Regions from separate parts of the Homo sapiens genome. Here region 2 is linked to region 1. The links are chromatin loops, found by intact Hi-C in ENCODE. Cell type or tissue: transverse colon. All regions are shown on one strand. Links, peaks and the distances in the headings refer to the core of each region. The heading gives the core; the rest is flanking DNA. Region 1 overlaps CNBD2 (cyclic nucleotide binding domain containing 2). Region 2 holds the start of CNBD2 (cyclic nucleotide binding domain containing 2).

The links. Peaks named below come from ENCODE experiments on the same cell type or tissue, not always from the same donor. Only the 100,000 strongest peaks of a DNase experiment are listed, where the experiment ranks them.
Region 2: it touches region 1 in a loop (12-fold over the local background); 1 of 110 quality-filtered maps calls a loop at or near these places.

Annotation. Positions count from the first base shown.
Region 1 is chr20:36,029,698-36,037,520 of GRCh38, reverse strand. It overlaps CNBD2 (cyclic nucleotide binding domain containing 2), which reads right to left. Exons shown (of 12, transcript NM_001365709.1): 12 at 6,821-7,164. The coding sequence ends at 6,873. Among named protein-coding and RNA genes, the nearest start is that of NORAD, 17 kb to the left of the region's middle. In transverse colon, for the core only: no CTCF peak of the experiment used is centred there; no DNase peak of the experiment used is centred there.
Region 2 is chr20:35,962,875-35,970,697 of GRCh38, reverse strand. It overlaps CNBD2 (cyclic nucleotide binding domain containing 2), which reads right to left and starts at 2,108. Exons shown (of 12, transcript NM_001365709.1): 1 at 1,885-2,108. The coding sequence starts at 1,935. It also overlaps the pseudogene LOC124904982. In transverse colon, for the core only: no CTCF peak of the experiment used is centred there; a DNase peak (open chromatin) is centred at 3,587.

The DNA.
Region 1 (7,823 bases), core at 1,739-6,738:
TTTTTTTTTTTTTTGAGACGGAGTTTGGCTCTTGTTGCCCAGGCTGTAGTGCAATGGCACAATCTCGACTCACCACAACCTCCACCTCCCGGGTTCAAGTGATTCTCCTGCCTCAGCCTCCCGAGTAGCTGGGATTACAGGCATGTGCCACCACGCCCGGTTAATTTTTGTATTTTTAGTAGAGACAGGGTTTCTCCATGTTGGTCAGGCTGGCCTTGAACTCCCGACCTCAGGTGATCTGCACACCTCGGCCTCCCAAAGTGCTGGGATTACAGGCATAAGCACTGCGCCCAGCCTCAATAATCCACTTTCTTGATCCTGACTTTCTGTTGGGGGTGGGTGGTTTTGGAAGTACGAGATAGGTGAGGACAAAACAAGAGAGGCGGGTGGGGCCCTGCTCAGCCCCTGGGGTGGGGGCTATGTGTGCAGAACACCCGCTGGACCCCTGGAATTGCACAGATGCTAGGCATGAAGCTCAGGAAAGGGATGGAGCCTGGCGGAGAGTCACACAGCACACATCTGAACTCTGCTACCTCTCACTGCCCCAGCCCTCCAGTGTCTGTCCCCAAGGCCCACAGTTTGGCAGCAGCCATGAAAAACCTTTGTTTATGCTTTGATCCTGCTTATCAGCCACCTAGAAACTGCTACTCATCCTCATTGTTTGCTCTGGACCAGTGATTACAAATTCAGCAACTCAGCACCCTTGCAGTTAAGCCCCATAAATCCCCCAGCAGTAGAAAGGCATCATGGTAAAATGGCCTGTACGTGTACTGCCCTGAAAGTATTTCCCTATGATGTAGCCTTGCAGATGAGCAAAGTGACCCATTTCACCCCTTAACTGGAAGGTAAGACTTTCCTAGGAGTTATATGAAAGGAATAGAAGACTTTTCTTTTTTCTTTTTTTTTTTCTTTTCTTTTCTTTTTTTTTTTTTTTTTGAGATGGAGTCTTGCTCTTGTCGCCCAGGCTGGGGTGCAGTGGCGCAATCTTGGCTCACTGCAACCTCTGCCTCCTGGGTTCAAGCGATTCTCCTGCCTCAGTCCCCCGAGTAGCTGGGGTTACAGGTGCCCGCCACCACACCAGCTAATTTTTTTTTATATTTTAATAGAGATGCGGTTTCACCATGTTGGCCAGGCTGGTCTCGCACTCCTGACCTTGTGATCCGCCCACCTCAGCCTCCCAAAGTGCTGGGATTACAGGCATGAGCCACCGCGCCCCACCGGAATAGAAGATTTAAACAATGCCTTTCTTCCAACCCCAAGTTGGGACCTTAAACACTACCTATAACAAACGCTGGTAATGTGTCCTGTGTTTATTTTTCAAGTGGGTTTTTTTTATTTTTCCCCCAAACAGTGGAAGCTTTTAGCACTAGGGGCTATATTTTTGGCTCAAGCAGCTTGGGCTTGCCTCTCTAAGTATGACTATGCTTATTTACATATGGAAAATAATTCCAGAGGGCAATTATATTCTCCCCAGCACAGTTTCAGGGCTGTGTGTGCAGACTTCCTTTTTTGAAAATAGGTGGCTCATTTGGGATAGATGAGTAACGGTGGTGTAACTGTCCACACACTTCAATGCTGATTAACTAGGAGGGTGCTGGGCTGTGGTTTTCCTGGATTTTCTGGAACCACCACCTGGTAGCTGAGTGAGCTTTGCCTTCGGGGCCTCAGGCTCCTCATCTCTCAAATGGATGCTGCCATCCAGTTAGCTGCCAGGAAATAGTTTCAGAGTAAGTGATGGCCTCTGTAGAGTGCCTCACATAATGCCTGGCACACACCAGGTACTCCATACCTGAGCCTGGGGCCCTCTCCCTGGCTTCTTAGGCATGGCAGATCACCCCGGGCTTCCGGGACCCTTGGATCTGTGCCTAGGTGGCAGTGAGGACCTCTGCAGCACTGAAAATGTCATTTGTTCCAAACACTTGTGCCAGGGGGTATCATATTTACTCCTTCTGAGTGAACTCCTCTCCCAGGTAAATGCTCATGTCATGTCTTCCACTGCCCACTGCCTGATTCTTTTTTCTTTCTTTTCCCTTTTTTTTGAGAGAGAGTTTCACTCTGTCACCCAGGCTGGAGTACAGTGGCATGATCATGGCTCACTGCAGCCTTGACCTCTTCGGCTCAAGTAATCCTCCCACCTCAGCTCCCTTAAGTAGCTTGGACTACAGGCATGCACCACCATGGATGGCTAATTTTTGTATTTTTTGTAGTGACAGGGTCTCACTATGTTTCCCAGGCTGGTCTTGAACTCCTGCCTCAGCCTCCCAAAGTGCTAGGATTACAGGCGTGAGCCAGCACACCCAGTATCCTGCCTGAATCTGATCCCATGTTATTGCATGTGTATGTATGTATGTGTGTATGTGTATGTGTGTATGTGTATGTGTGTCGTGTGTGTATATGTGTATTTATGTATATGTGTGTATATATGTGTATGTGTGTATATGTGTATGTGTATATGTGTGTATGCATGTGTATGTGTGTATATATGTGTGTATGTATATGTGTGTGTGTGTGTGCTGGGGAAAGGGAACCTTGAGAACCGGCGCTCATTCTGCAGCTCACAGCCTGGAAGCTAGGCTCACACACAAGTCCCACCTCCCCCTGCCCTACATTCCCCTCACTGTCCCACTCATTCTTTTTCCAAACAGTACCCCCCCCACACAGTGCTTGGTATGGTTTGCTGCCCTGTCTCCACTCTCCCCTGAGAGGCTGCCCGTTCATGTTCCCATGAGCTCCTTCACCTAGATAAGAGTGTGGGGGTTAGGCGAGAAGTCATTCAGGCTCCTCCTACCCCAATCCACTCAGTGATGGCCTTTATCACTGATTATGAGGGCTCAGACTTCCAAAGTCTCAGTTTCCTATTCCACTGAAGGGGGAAGAGAGTTTCTAGATGATCAAATTGACCTTGGTCTAAAAGACGTGAATGACACTTAGCGAGTGCTGAGCACTTACCATGCCAGGGACTTTACACCATATGCTGAATATAATAAGCATCTCTTGCTGCCCACTCCCTGCTTGGTTACTGGATTCAAAGAGACAGCAGTACTGCCTAATTCTATAATTCTATTCAAATGTTCACTTGGTTTCTCAAACAAATGCCAAAGAGGGACACATTCTCAATGCACAGAAAAGCACAGAGGACTCCTTGAAGTCCTCTTCAGACATTTCTCCTTCTCAAGTTCTTTTGTCACATAGTGGCTTCAGGAACTTTGCTCTTCCTCAGCTCCCCTCAAGACCTCCTGAAGCCCAGCCCAGAGTCTCTCTCCCTTCTCAGTACCCTCATCCTCAGTTGCTCTTCCAGGCTATTTTCTCACCCATTACTGCCCTAAAAAACATGTTCTGCCTGTTATTCTGGAAGCATTTTCTTTTTCTTTTTTTTTTTTTTGAGACGGAGTCTCACTCATCGCCCAGGCTGGAGTGCAGTGGTGCAATCTCGGATCAGTGCAAGCTCCACCTCCCAGGTTCACGCCATTCTCCTGCCTCAGCCTCCCAAGTAGCTGGAACTACAGGCGCCCGCCACCACGCCCAGCTAATTTTTTGTATTTTTAGTAGAGGCGGGGTTTCACCATGTTAGCCAGGATGGTCTTGATCTCCTGACCTCGTGATCCGCCCACCTCGGCCTCCCAAAGTGCTGGGATTACAGGCGTGAGCCACCGTGCCTGGCCGCATTTTCTTATTTCCCAGGAAGCAGGACCCAGAGATCTTGGTGAAAAAAATCTTCCACCTTGTTATACACATACCACCTCTTTTAATCCTCAACAGCCATTAAGTGGCAGAGCCTGCAGGTCACTGAACTCCACAGTCAGATGCTCAGCAAGGTGACTGTCACGTAATAAGTGCTCAACATGTGACCCCTTACATAAAGAGTTTGGGCTGGGCATAGTGGTTCACACCTGTAATCCTGGCATTTTGGGAGGCTGAGGCAGGAGGATCACTTGAGGCCAGGAGTTTGATACTAATCTGAACAGAACAGCAAGGCCCTGCCTCTACAAAAAAAAAAAAAAAAAAAAAAAAAATTAGTCGGGCATGGTAGTGCACACCTGTAATCCCAGCTACTTAAGAGGCTGAAGCAGGATGATCGCTTGAGCCCAGGAGTTTGAGGCTGTAGTGAGCTATGATCATGCCATTGCATTCTAGCCTGGGTGACAGAGACAGACCCTGTCTCAAAAATAAATTTAAAAACATAAAATTTAAAAGGAGTTTGGTGACCCCTAGCCAAGAAAATAAAAGGCAACAGAAAATGCATCTTATCCAACCTTTGACTCTCTCTGCAGTGCTCAATAAATAAATTTCAAGGCTGGGCACAGTGGCTCACGCCTATAATCCTAGCACTTTGGAAGTACCAAGACAGGTGGATTGCCTGAGCTCAGGAGTTTGAGACTAGCCTGGGCAACACAGCAAAACCCCATCTCTACTAAAAATACAAAAAATTAGCCAGGTCTGTAGCCAGGCCTGATGTCACACACCTGTAGTCCCAGCTACTTGAGAGCCTGAGACACGAGAATCGCTTGAATCCGGAAGGTTGCAGTGAGCTGAGATTGCACCACTGTGCTCCAGCCTGGGCGACAAAGCAAGACTCTCTCCAAAAATAAATAAATAAATAAATAAATTTCAAATGGATGAATAAGAAGCCCACACCATCATCTTGGAGCCACAGCCCTAAATGCAAAAGGATACCTAAATATGGTCAGACACCCCAACTTACTTGGTCCCAAAACAGTGACCCCTTGTCCTTGTAGGTCACAGTCAACCTTTCCAGGACTGCTGCAGATATCCCTGACTCCTTGATTCTGGAGCTATCAGGGAAGTGAAGATCTGTAAGTCCACTGCTTCTTTACCCTTTACGTCCACACCCCCTTCAGAGAGAAAAATTTCATACTTCTTTTCTGGTATGCAATATGAAAACGGCTTTCTTTTAAATTCAACAGAGTTCCAGTGTAGTGGCTCTGTATGAGTTTGTCCTCACATTGCTAATAAAGACATACCTGAGACTGGGTAGTTTATAAAGAAAAGAGGTTTAATTGACTCACAGTTTCGCATGGCTGGGAAGGCCTCAGGAAACTTAGAATCGTGGCAGAAGGGGAAACAAACAAATCCTTCTTCACATGGCAGCAGGAGAGAGAATGAGAGCTGAGCGAAGGGGAAAGCCCCTTATAAAACCATCAGATCTCGTGAGAACTCACTCACTATCATGAGAACAGTATGGGGAAACTGCCCCCATGATTCAATTATCTCCACCCGGTCCTGCCCTTCACACATGGGGATTATTACAATTCAAGATAAGATTTTGGGTGGGGACACAGCCAAATCGTATCAGGCTCATACCTGAAATCTCAGCACTTTGGGAGGCCAAGGTGAGAGGATCACTTTAGGCCAGGAGTTTGAGACCAGCCTGAGCAATTCAGTAAGACCCTGTCCCTACAAAAAAAAATTTTTAATTAGCCCTACGTGATGGTGCATACCTGTACTCCCAGCTACTTTGGAGGCTAAGGCAGGAGGATTGCTTGAGCCCAAGAGTTCGAGGCTGCAGTGAGCTATGATCGTGCCACTGCACTGCAGCCTGGGCAACAGAGCAAGACCCTGTCTCAAAATAAAAAATAAATTCAACAAACAAAACTATAATGTTGAATATGCTTTTCAAACTAGATCACCCCCATTCATGAAAGCCATTGATCTTGTCCAACTTGCTCATTTCACCACTGGGGAAACTGAGGTACAGATAAGGGAATCAAAGTGCTCAAGAGGGTCCAGTGAGACACAAGCACACCTGGGACTGCCAGAGCTCCTGGTGCCCAGCTCAACGCCCAGGCATTCCTCAGAGTCTATGCCTTGCCAGGGACAGGGTGGGGGACTTGGAAGCGGGCAGGCTCCTGTGCCGCCATGGCCTCCGCCAGGCTCCTCAGTGCTCTCAGGCTAACCTATGGGGTTCTCGAAGGGAAAGAGGTGTCTGGAGCTTGGTCTGTGGTGCTGAGGCTGCTGGAGACAGGAACCCTGAGTTGTAGGCCCAGATCAGTGTTGGGCAGCTCCAGATTAAAGACCCAGCAGAGAGAGTGAGGAGCCCTCTTTCGTTCAGACTCTGCAGCCTCCTTGTCTCCACCTCCTCTATCACAGCTACTCACTCCTCATCCTGGACCTGATGCCTGCTCCTGTCATGCTGTCCCATCAGCGTCTCTCTGGCTCCTGTACCCTCCTCCCAATCAGTCGCAGCCTCACTTCCACTCTCTGACAGGGACCCAGCCCACCACCTGCAGGCCCATGTGTGTTTTGTTTGACACTATTTGAAAACAATCTGAATTAGTTGCTCATGTTTAAAAACTGGTAGGAATCATCTAAAATATTGAATTTCTTGATTCTCTTGAAGAATCTACAGACTGACGATATGAGGCCCGAATTATTTTCTGACAGGGCAGCAACTGACTGGGCTAAGGGGCAGCTGCCCCATCTGGATGGGGAACTTACACAGTGGGCCCCAGCATCTCCACCATTCCCCGTTGCCTTCCCAGCCCTTCTGCTGCCCTCCTTTAGATGACCTGTGTGGCCTTGGAAGGCATTTGCAACCCTAGTCTTGACCACTTTGATTTGAGCCTCCCCCACATCCAGCTTATCAGACAAGACCCTCCTACCCTGAACCTATGCCCAATGATTAACCCGTCCACACACAGCCTCTGACCATCCATTCACTCAGCCCAGCCCTCAAGCATCAAGGGAGACTGTGCCCCCATTGCTGTCCCCCAAACACCTCTGTGGACCCACAGCTCAGCCCTCCAGGCCCCCTTCCTCCAAGTCCCACAGCTCCCATGGTGGTCATTCAGAAAGCACAGCGCCCAATCCACCATCCTTTATTTGTCCTAAATAAGGACCCCTGTGCTCTTACACTAAGCCAAGAGTTCTCGGATTTTGTACCGAGGTGCTTTGATGGCTTGGACAATCCTCAATGGGGGGAGGTATTTCTGGGGTGCCATAAAAATAGGATAACGAGGTTTAGTCGTCTTGTTGATGCTGCACAAATCCAGGACCACAGACTTAGGGTTGTAGATCTCTCTCTTCTTGGGCCGGTTTGGAGTGAACAGTTGACTTTGGCAAGGCTCCACGAGCAGCTGCAACAGGTCCTTCCGAAAGATATTCCAGCTGTTCTGCTGGAGGAACTTCTGGCACATATCTTCATCACTAAAGGGCAGGCACAGAAGCCGAGGTTCTCATGCCAGTCCCGCCCCTCCAGCCTTGCCTCCTGCCACTCTCCCCTCCCTAAGCATGTGGCGCTTCATTCTGCTTCTCTGACCCTCCCAGACTCTCCTTCTGCACCCTTTCCCTTTCCACAGTTTTCTTCCCTTAGGCCTGTGCTGTCTCATGTAGTAGCAATGGGCCACCTGTAGCTACTGAGTACCTGAAATGCAGCCAGTCTGAAATAGAGATGTGCTGTGAGTGTAAAATACACACCAGATTTCACAGACTTAGAACACAGAACTTAGAAAGTAAAATAGCTCCTTAATCATTTTATATTGATAAATGGATAAAGTGTGGTATATACATATTACATGATTCGGTTTACGTGAGATGTCCAGCACAGGCAGGTCTGTAGAGACAGGAGGTAGACTGGTGGCTGCCTTGGACTGGCCATGGTGGTCTGGCTCTGCCCTCCCCCTCACCTCATAGTAAGTGCGGCTGAGGAAGGTGGAAGAAGGACTGAGGCCTCCTGAGACCACAGCAAGGCAAGGTGGTATAAAGCTTCAACTAACTCACCTGTACTCTCTTACCTAAGCAGACAAGCTGAATACATCATTAACAAGTCAGAACATTCATTCTTCCAGCCAGATTATATCGACAAA
Region 2 (7,823 bases), core at 1,554-6,553, 67 kb after region 1:
GCTCTGGCACAATGGCTCATGCCTGCAATCCTAGCACTTTGGGAGGCCAAGGTGGGCTGATCACTTGAGACCAGGAGTTTGAGACTAGTCTGGCCAACATGGTGAAATCCCATCTGCACTAAAAAAAACAAAAATTAGCCGGGCGTGGTGGTGGGCGCCTGTAATCCCAGCTACTCAGGAGGCTGAGGCACCAGGAGCACTTGAACCTGGGAGGTGGAGGTTGCAGTGAGCTGAAATTGCGCCACTGCACTCCAGCCTGGGCAACAGAGTGAGACTCTGTCTCAAAAAAATAAATAAAAACAAACAAAGGAAAAAAGAGAATGTTCTTTTTAAAGTGTATCATAAACAAAGTGAGACAACGAACTACAGACTGGAAAAATATACTTACTATGCATATAATCAACAAAGGATTACGATCCAAAATTTATTTTTTGTAATCCTACAAATCAAAAGAAAAATACAAATAACCCAATAGCAAAATGAGCAAAGGTAATTCAAAGGGAAAGTTCAAATTACCTATAAATTGTGAAAATATTGTTTTTATTCATTTGTATTTATATTTACATTGTTTGTAAAGAGGGGGTTTCACTTTGTTGCCCAGGCTGGTTTCCAACTCTGGCTTCAAGTGATCCTTCCACCTCAGCCTCCCAAAGTGCTGGGATTACAGGCATGAGCCTTCATGCCCCAGCCAAATTGTGAAACCATTTTTAACATTGCTAGAAATAATGGAAATGGAAATTAAAGTAATAACATGATACTATTTTGCACTTATCACTGGGAACTGGGAAACATGGTACAACCATGTTGAAGAGCAATTTGGCAACATTATATAAAGTTGAGGATGTGTGTACTTCACAATGGAAGAATTGTATGTACTTTATATGTCCTCTTCAGAGAAACATACATGTACAAGGGGATAGCCATGAGGGTAATCATGGCAACATTGTGTGTAACAGTGAATGGCTGAAAACAAATGTTCATTAGTAGGGATCGAAGGGATCAATACATTATGGTTCAGTCACAGGATTGAACACAGCACTAAGTCTGTGTGTGTCAATGTGGATAAAGCTGAAATGATTTTGAGTGGGAAAAAAGAACTATGATGCTATTTATGGTATCATTTTTAAACAGTGTGCCACATACTATATATTGTTTATGGATACATACACATGTGATAATATATAAAAATATAAACAGGAAGGGTGACACCAACTTCAGGAAAGTGGTTACTATTAAAGAGAAATAAAGGGGCATGGGATGGTAAAGAGCTTTCCCTACACCTGTAATGTTCTATTTCTTAAAAATTAGATATCTATGGAAATATGGGGAAAGGTACTTTATGAATAAAATTAATACTTACTGAGTACAATTTACTATTGTCAGGCATTATCCAAAGCACTATTCTGATATGTAAATCATTTAATCAGTAAATTTATGCAGTAGGTACTAGTATTATCATCTCACTTTACAGAGGAGAAAATAAAGGCACAGCAAACCAAGCAACTTGCCTGGGGTCACATGACTAATAGGTGATAGGGATTTAAACCTAGGTAGTCTGGCTCCAGAGTTCACAAGCTTAACCTATGACTCAATGTTGCTACCCTGACTCTATCCTCCCTCGTTCTCTCTGGATCTCATAATAGCAGGAAGAGTGGGTACAGAACAGGACTCAGTGGCTCTGAGTGTGGCTTATGGCTTGCCCAGTGTGGGGGGCTGGTAGGCTACAGGGCAGGGGTCCCTCCTTTGTGCCATGCTGTGACTCCAAAAGGTACAGGATGGCCACCATTCATCCAAGACCCCTCCTACACCTGCATCGACCTTCCTCAAAACACCTGTCTGTTCAGTCTTCTGCTCTTCCCTCCCAGGGCCCTTGCCCCTCCTCACCAGTTCCTTCTTCAGGAGCTGCCAGGCATAAGTTACCATATGTCTCCTCATGGTTCCTGTGCAGGCAAATGGCACAACTAGCCCCTTTGCCTTTCAAGGGGAGGACTACAAATTTTTCCCCAAAAATCCAGTAATACTAGAAACAAATAGATTTCCTCAGTAACAAGGCAAGAGCTCCACTCCACTCCTCCTACCATACCATCAGCTACTGGAAGCCCTGCTCTGAGAAAAATCATTCTCAGAATCTCCTAAGGTCACAATGAAAGATTCTGGAGGCAGGGGACACAGGGATTGGAATGTGGGAGTCTAACATTTATGGGATACTCACAGGCATTATCTCAGCTAATCCTCACAACCACCCAAACTTTTACTCAACTCCATACATAGGAGACTGGGGCTCAAAGTAGCTAAATGGCTGCCAGAGTCCTGGTGAGACAGGAGAATGGCACAACCCTGCTGACCAAAACAGGATCTAGGACCCCCTAGCTGTCCCCATCCCTCATTAACATAAGACACTCCTACCAGTGCCATGACAGTGTACAAATGTCTTGGCAATGACCAGGAAGTTGCTACCTCTTTCCTAGAAAACTCTAAAAACCCACTCCTTAATTTGCATTAACCTGCCCCTTAATTTGCATTAGCCTGCCCCTTAATTTGCATGTGATTGAAAGTGGGTAGGAATGCGTATACTACACTTGATCTCAGCCAAAAGGCTGAGAAGGGATTAGAGATGAGCATAAATACAGTTGCCAACATCTCATACACTGGGTATCGACTCCGGATTCATTGCCCATGAGTTAGCCCTGCCCCACAAGGAGAAGCACTATTCAATAAAAGATTGCTGTCTAACACCACTGGCTCACCCTTGAATTCCTTCCTTGGGCAAAGCCAAGAACTCTCCTAAGCTAAGTCTCAATTTGGGGGCTCACCTGTCCTGCAAAGATAGGGCTTTTTTGTTTTTTGAGACACTGTCTCACTTTGTTCCCAGGATGGAGTGCAGTGGCCCAATCTCAGCTCACTGCAACCTCTGCCTCCCAAATTCAAGTGATTCTCCTGCCTCAGCCGCCCAAGTAGCTAGGATTACAGGCGTGTGCCACCATGCCCGGCTGATTTTTGTATTTTTAGTAAAGACAGGCTTTCACCACGTTGCCCAGGCTGGTCTCAAGCTCCTGACCTCAAGTGATCCACCCACCTCAGCCTCCCAAAGTGCCGGGATTACAGGCATAAACCACCACTCCTGGCCAGGGCCTTTTTTTTTTTTTTTTTTTTAAGAAAGCAGTGTAGCTAAATGTCAGGTACACTTGCTCTCCATTTGTAGCATCCAATTAACAGAAGCAAGGTCTGGTCCAGCCTGGCCAATGTGGTGAAACCCCATCCCTACTAAAAATACAAAAAAATTAGCCGGGTGAGGTGGTGGGCACCTATAATCCCAGCTACTCGGGAGGCTGAGGTGGGAGGATCACTTGAACCCGGGAGGCAGAGGTTGCAGTCAGCCAAGATTGTGCCACTGCACTCCAGCCTGAACGACAGAGCAAGACTCTGTCTCAAAAAAAAAAAAAAAAAAAAAAAAAAAAGCGGGAGGGGGAATTGGCATAAATGGCATGCAGAGGAGGGAATGAGCAGGTGGGAGTCTCCATGACTCACTTTGGTGCCTTATCTACCGCCTGGTCGAGCTGCCACCATCTTGGGCAGAACTAGGTTGTAAAGTGGCCTTGTCTCGAGATACTCTCCAGGTGGGGCAGAGTTTCCTGGCAGGCATACTTTTGGTTGTAAATTGACTATTGTCTCTCAAGGCAATCTGGTGGGAGAGGTTTCTACTCTGGAGCTTTTAAGTAAGCACACAGATACACTTGCTCTAGGAGTGTCTGGTGAAGGGAAAGCAAAAGGTTATAACTGCATTTCTAATCAGCTAAGTAGGAAGTGGGGAACAGAAGAAAAACACAAAAGAGAAAGAAGAAAAAGATGATTTAAAAAGATAACTCATTCTCTATCTCATAGAAAAATGGGTGTACTTTGTTACAGCGGGAGGCTTCTAGGCTGGGAGTAGGTTCATCCAGCACCTTAGCCCAGGGACCACTCTGAGACTTAGAACTTGGAGGCCCTGGAACGTGGGTGCATAGTACTGTCCCATAAGTCTGGTTAAATCAGGACAATAAAAAAAAAACTCAGCAAAACAGAAGACCTCACCCAAATCAAGTGTCAAATATTGAATGGAACTTGGTGACTAGAACTCAAATCTCTGGAGTCCTTCTAAAGATATAGAAAAATATAGGCTCTAAAGTGCTTTTTTCTATTAAAGATGACAATTGAGTATCTCAATTTGCTCTTGCACCAGGATCCTCAGTAGAAAACTGTGATTTCAAGCATCACCTGCTCTGCCATTCCTATCCCGTGGGGTATATCTGTTAACTCTCCTCCAACTGATAGGTAGACAGAAGGACACTGAGTTCAGCAAAGATGGCTGGACAGCTGAGAAGAAAGACAAAGGCCACTCTTGGGGTGGGACAGTAATCACACACAGAGGTGAGAAGGGACAAAACTGGTTTTTCCCCCATACCATGAGAAAAGATGTAAAGAATTCAGAGAGAGAAAGAAGAGAAAGTTTTAGAAAGAGAGACAGAGAGATGAGGTATGGAGTTTTTGCCTCCCCCACTGCAAACCTAGTCTTAAGGAAGGAAATATAAGAGGATCCCCTTCAAAAGTGTAGGGGGCTTCTGAAAGAAACAACTGGGCCTGGAGAAAGCAAGAGAGATGGTAGGAGATGGCTATAGGCAGGAAGGGTGTCCCGTCAGTCCTCTGAACTGCCTGAGGATCCAAGAGTGACAAGGAAAGTATCCAGGCTCACAAGGGGCATCAGATGATGCCAGTACGACCTGATGAGACCCCAAAAATGTTTACTGCCAACCTCACCTCTTGCCAGCTGTGGTTGTACAATTTCTCTAGGAATTAGATCAGCTTTGGGGAAGAAGAAGCAGGAAGTTTGGAGAGCTATGAATGGGCCCAAGATGAATCAATAAGCCTGAAATTATATCCACTCAAAATTACTGGATTGGATCTCAATTTACCTGAAGACATCCTAAATTCAATTATCTGCAAGGAGGTGGGCTGGGGATTCAGAGTCACACATTTAAGTCAGTTCTAGAAACTAAGAAAGTTTCATTTCTCTTACAGTTCCTGATTTTATAACTGTAACTATTACAGGGTAGAATGCCAAAAAGAGCACTGGTCCTATTCCTATGTGATCTTAGGTAAGTCACTTAACTACTTGGGGCCTCATTTTCATAATGTATAAAATGGAGTTCGATTCAATTCCACAAACAATTTATGAGAAGATTCGGCCAAGCGCGGTGGCTCATGCCTGCAATCCCAACACTTTGGGAGGCTGATGCGGGTGGATCACCTGAGGTCAGGAGCTCAAGGCCAGCTCGTCCAACATGGTGAAACCCAGTATCTACTAAAAATACAAAAACTAGCCCAGTGTGGTGGCATGCACCTGTAATCCCAGCTACTCGGGAGGCTGAGGCGGGAGCATCATCTGAGCCTGGGAGGCGCAGGTTGCAGTGAGCCAAGATTGCACCACTCAAGCCTAGGTGACAGAATGAGACTCCGTCTCAAAAAAAAAAAAAAAAAGAGAGAGAGGGAGAGAGAAGATTCTTATTGTTTTGCTGATTATAAAAGCTATACAACAAATGCTTACAAAGCATATGAAGGTGAATAAGATGTGGTCCCTGCTTACCAGGAGTTCACAATATGGTGGGGAAGTAAAATCCTCAGAGAAAGTCTTGCTATAATAAAGCTATGAAAGATATATGAGGCCGGGCATGGTGGCTCACGTATGTAATCCCAGCACTTTGGGAGACCAAGGTGGACAGATCACGAGGTCAAGAGATTGAGATCATCCTGGCCAACATGATGAAACCCTGTCTCTACTAAAAATACAAAAATTAGCTGGGCTTTATAGCGGGAACCTGTAGTCCCAGCTACTTGGGAGGCTGAGGCAGGAGAATTGTTTGAACCTGGGAGGCAGAGGTTGCAGTGAGTCGAGATCATGGCACTGCACTCCAGCCTGGCAACAGAGTGAGACTCCGTCTCTTAAAAAAAAAAGATATATGAAGAGGTGGTTGGGTGCAGTGGCTCACGCCTATAATCCCAGCACTTTGGGAGGCTGAGGTGGGTGGATCACGAGGTCAGGAGATCGAGACCATCCTGGCTAACATGGTGAAACCCCATCTCTACTAAAAATACAAAAAAAAAAAATAGCCGGGCGTGGTGGCAGGCGCCTGTAGTCCCAGCTACTCGGGAGGCTGAGGCAGGTGAATCACTTGAACCCAGGAGGCAGAGGCTGCAGTGAGCCAAGATTGAGCCACTGCATTCCAGCCTGGGTGACAGAGATAGACTCTGTGGTTGGGAGTTTGAGACCAACCTGACCAACATGGAGAAACCCCATCTCTACTAAAAATACAAAATTAGCCGGGCATGGTGGCGCGGGCCTGTAATCCCAGCTATTAGGGAGGCCGAGACAGGAGAATCGCTTGAACCCAGGAGGCGGAAGTTGTGGTGAGCCGAGATCACACCACTGCACTCCAGCCTGGGCAACAAGAGCAAAACTCCATCTCAAAAAAAAAAAGAAAAAAAGATATATGAAGAAAGAGCAGGGTCTGTTCAGGGAGCATGAGACATAGCTAAAACGTGAGATGCTCAGGAGGTGTGGTTATGAGGAAGGAGGCTGGGCTGGCAGAGGCCATAAACTAGCTATGGCACGTGATGTGCCAAGTGAACTTGCAGACTGTTTTATTTGACCTGCATAGTGTTTTGGTTTAAATATTGCTCAAAATTAACTTGCTTGTCTTTAGTTGAGGTATTGGCTCTGTAATTCACCAAAGTCTTCACCTCACACAATTAAGTCATCTGCCAGGCATGTTACCTGTTTGCAACCCCCAGTATGGATCCATAGGGCCTCTTTCAGGTCAAAAATTCTCTATTTAGTGGTTGCAAAATGGCAGTTCACCGCCCATAGCTAGCCTACTGACATGTTTCAACAGAGGTTATTTTTAGGAATTTGAATGAGTCTTTTAACACTTAAATACTAGATTTTTATGAATAATCTTTTAGGAAAAAATAATTTACCAAAGTGACCCCAATAGAAACTATTTATTTATTTATTTATTTATTTTTGAGACAGAGTCTCTCTTTTGCCCAGGCTGGAGTGCAGTGGCACGACCCTGGCTTACTGCAACCTCTGCCTCCTGGGTTCAAGCGATTCTCCTGCGTCAGCCTCCTGAGTAGCTGGGATTACAGGCACCCACCATCGTGCCTGGCTAATTTTTGTATTTTTAGTAAAGACAGGGTTTCACCATGTTGGCCAGGCTGGTCTCGAACTCCTGACCTCAAGTGATCCGCCACCGTGACCGGCCGAAACCATTTAAGTAGACTAATTTTCTGATTTTATTTCCTTTTTTTTTTTTTTAATTTGGAGACAAGGTCTCACTCTATGCCCTAGGCCAGAGTGCAGTGGCATGATCACAGCTCACTGCAGCCTCTACCTTCCCAGACTCAGGTGATCCTCTCACCTCAGCCTCCAAGTAGTTGGGACCACAGGTGTGCACCACCATGACTGACTAATTTTTTAATTTGTAGAGATCTGGTCTCACTACGTTGCCCAGGCTGGTCTTGAACTCCTGGGCTCAAGCAGTCCTCCCACTTCAGCCTCTTAAAGTGCTGGGATTAGAGATGTGAGCCACCACGCCCAGCCTAAATAGATTAATTGTCATAGAAGTAGAGAAGCTGTAAAAGAGGTCTCTCACCACTACCACCACCTAAAAAGAAAAAAGCAGCTGGTCCTAAAGGTTTCACAGGCAACTCCAAACAACCTCAATGTTTCTTCAACCGTTCCAGAGCCTAAAAAGAAGGAAAACTACCAAATTATTGTAATGAACTGA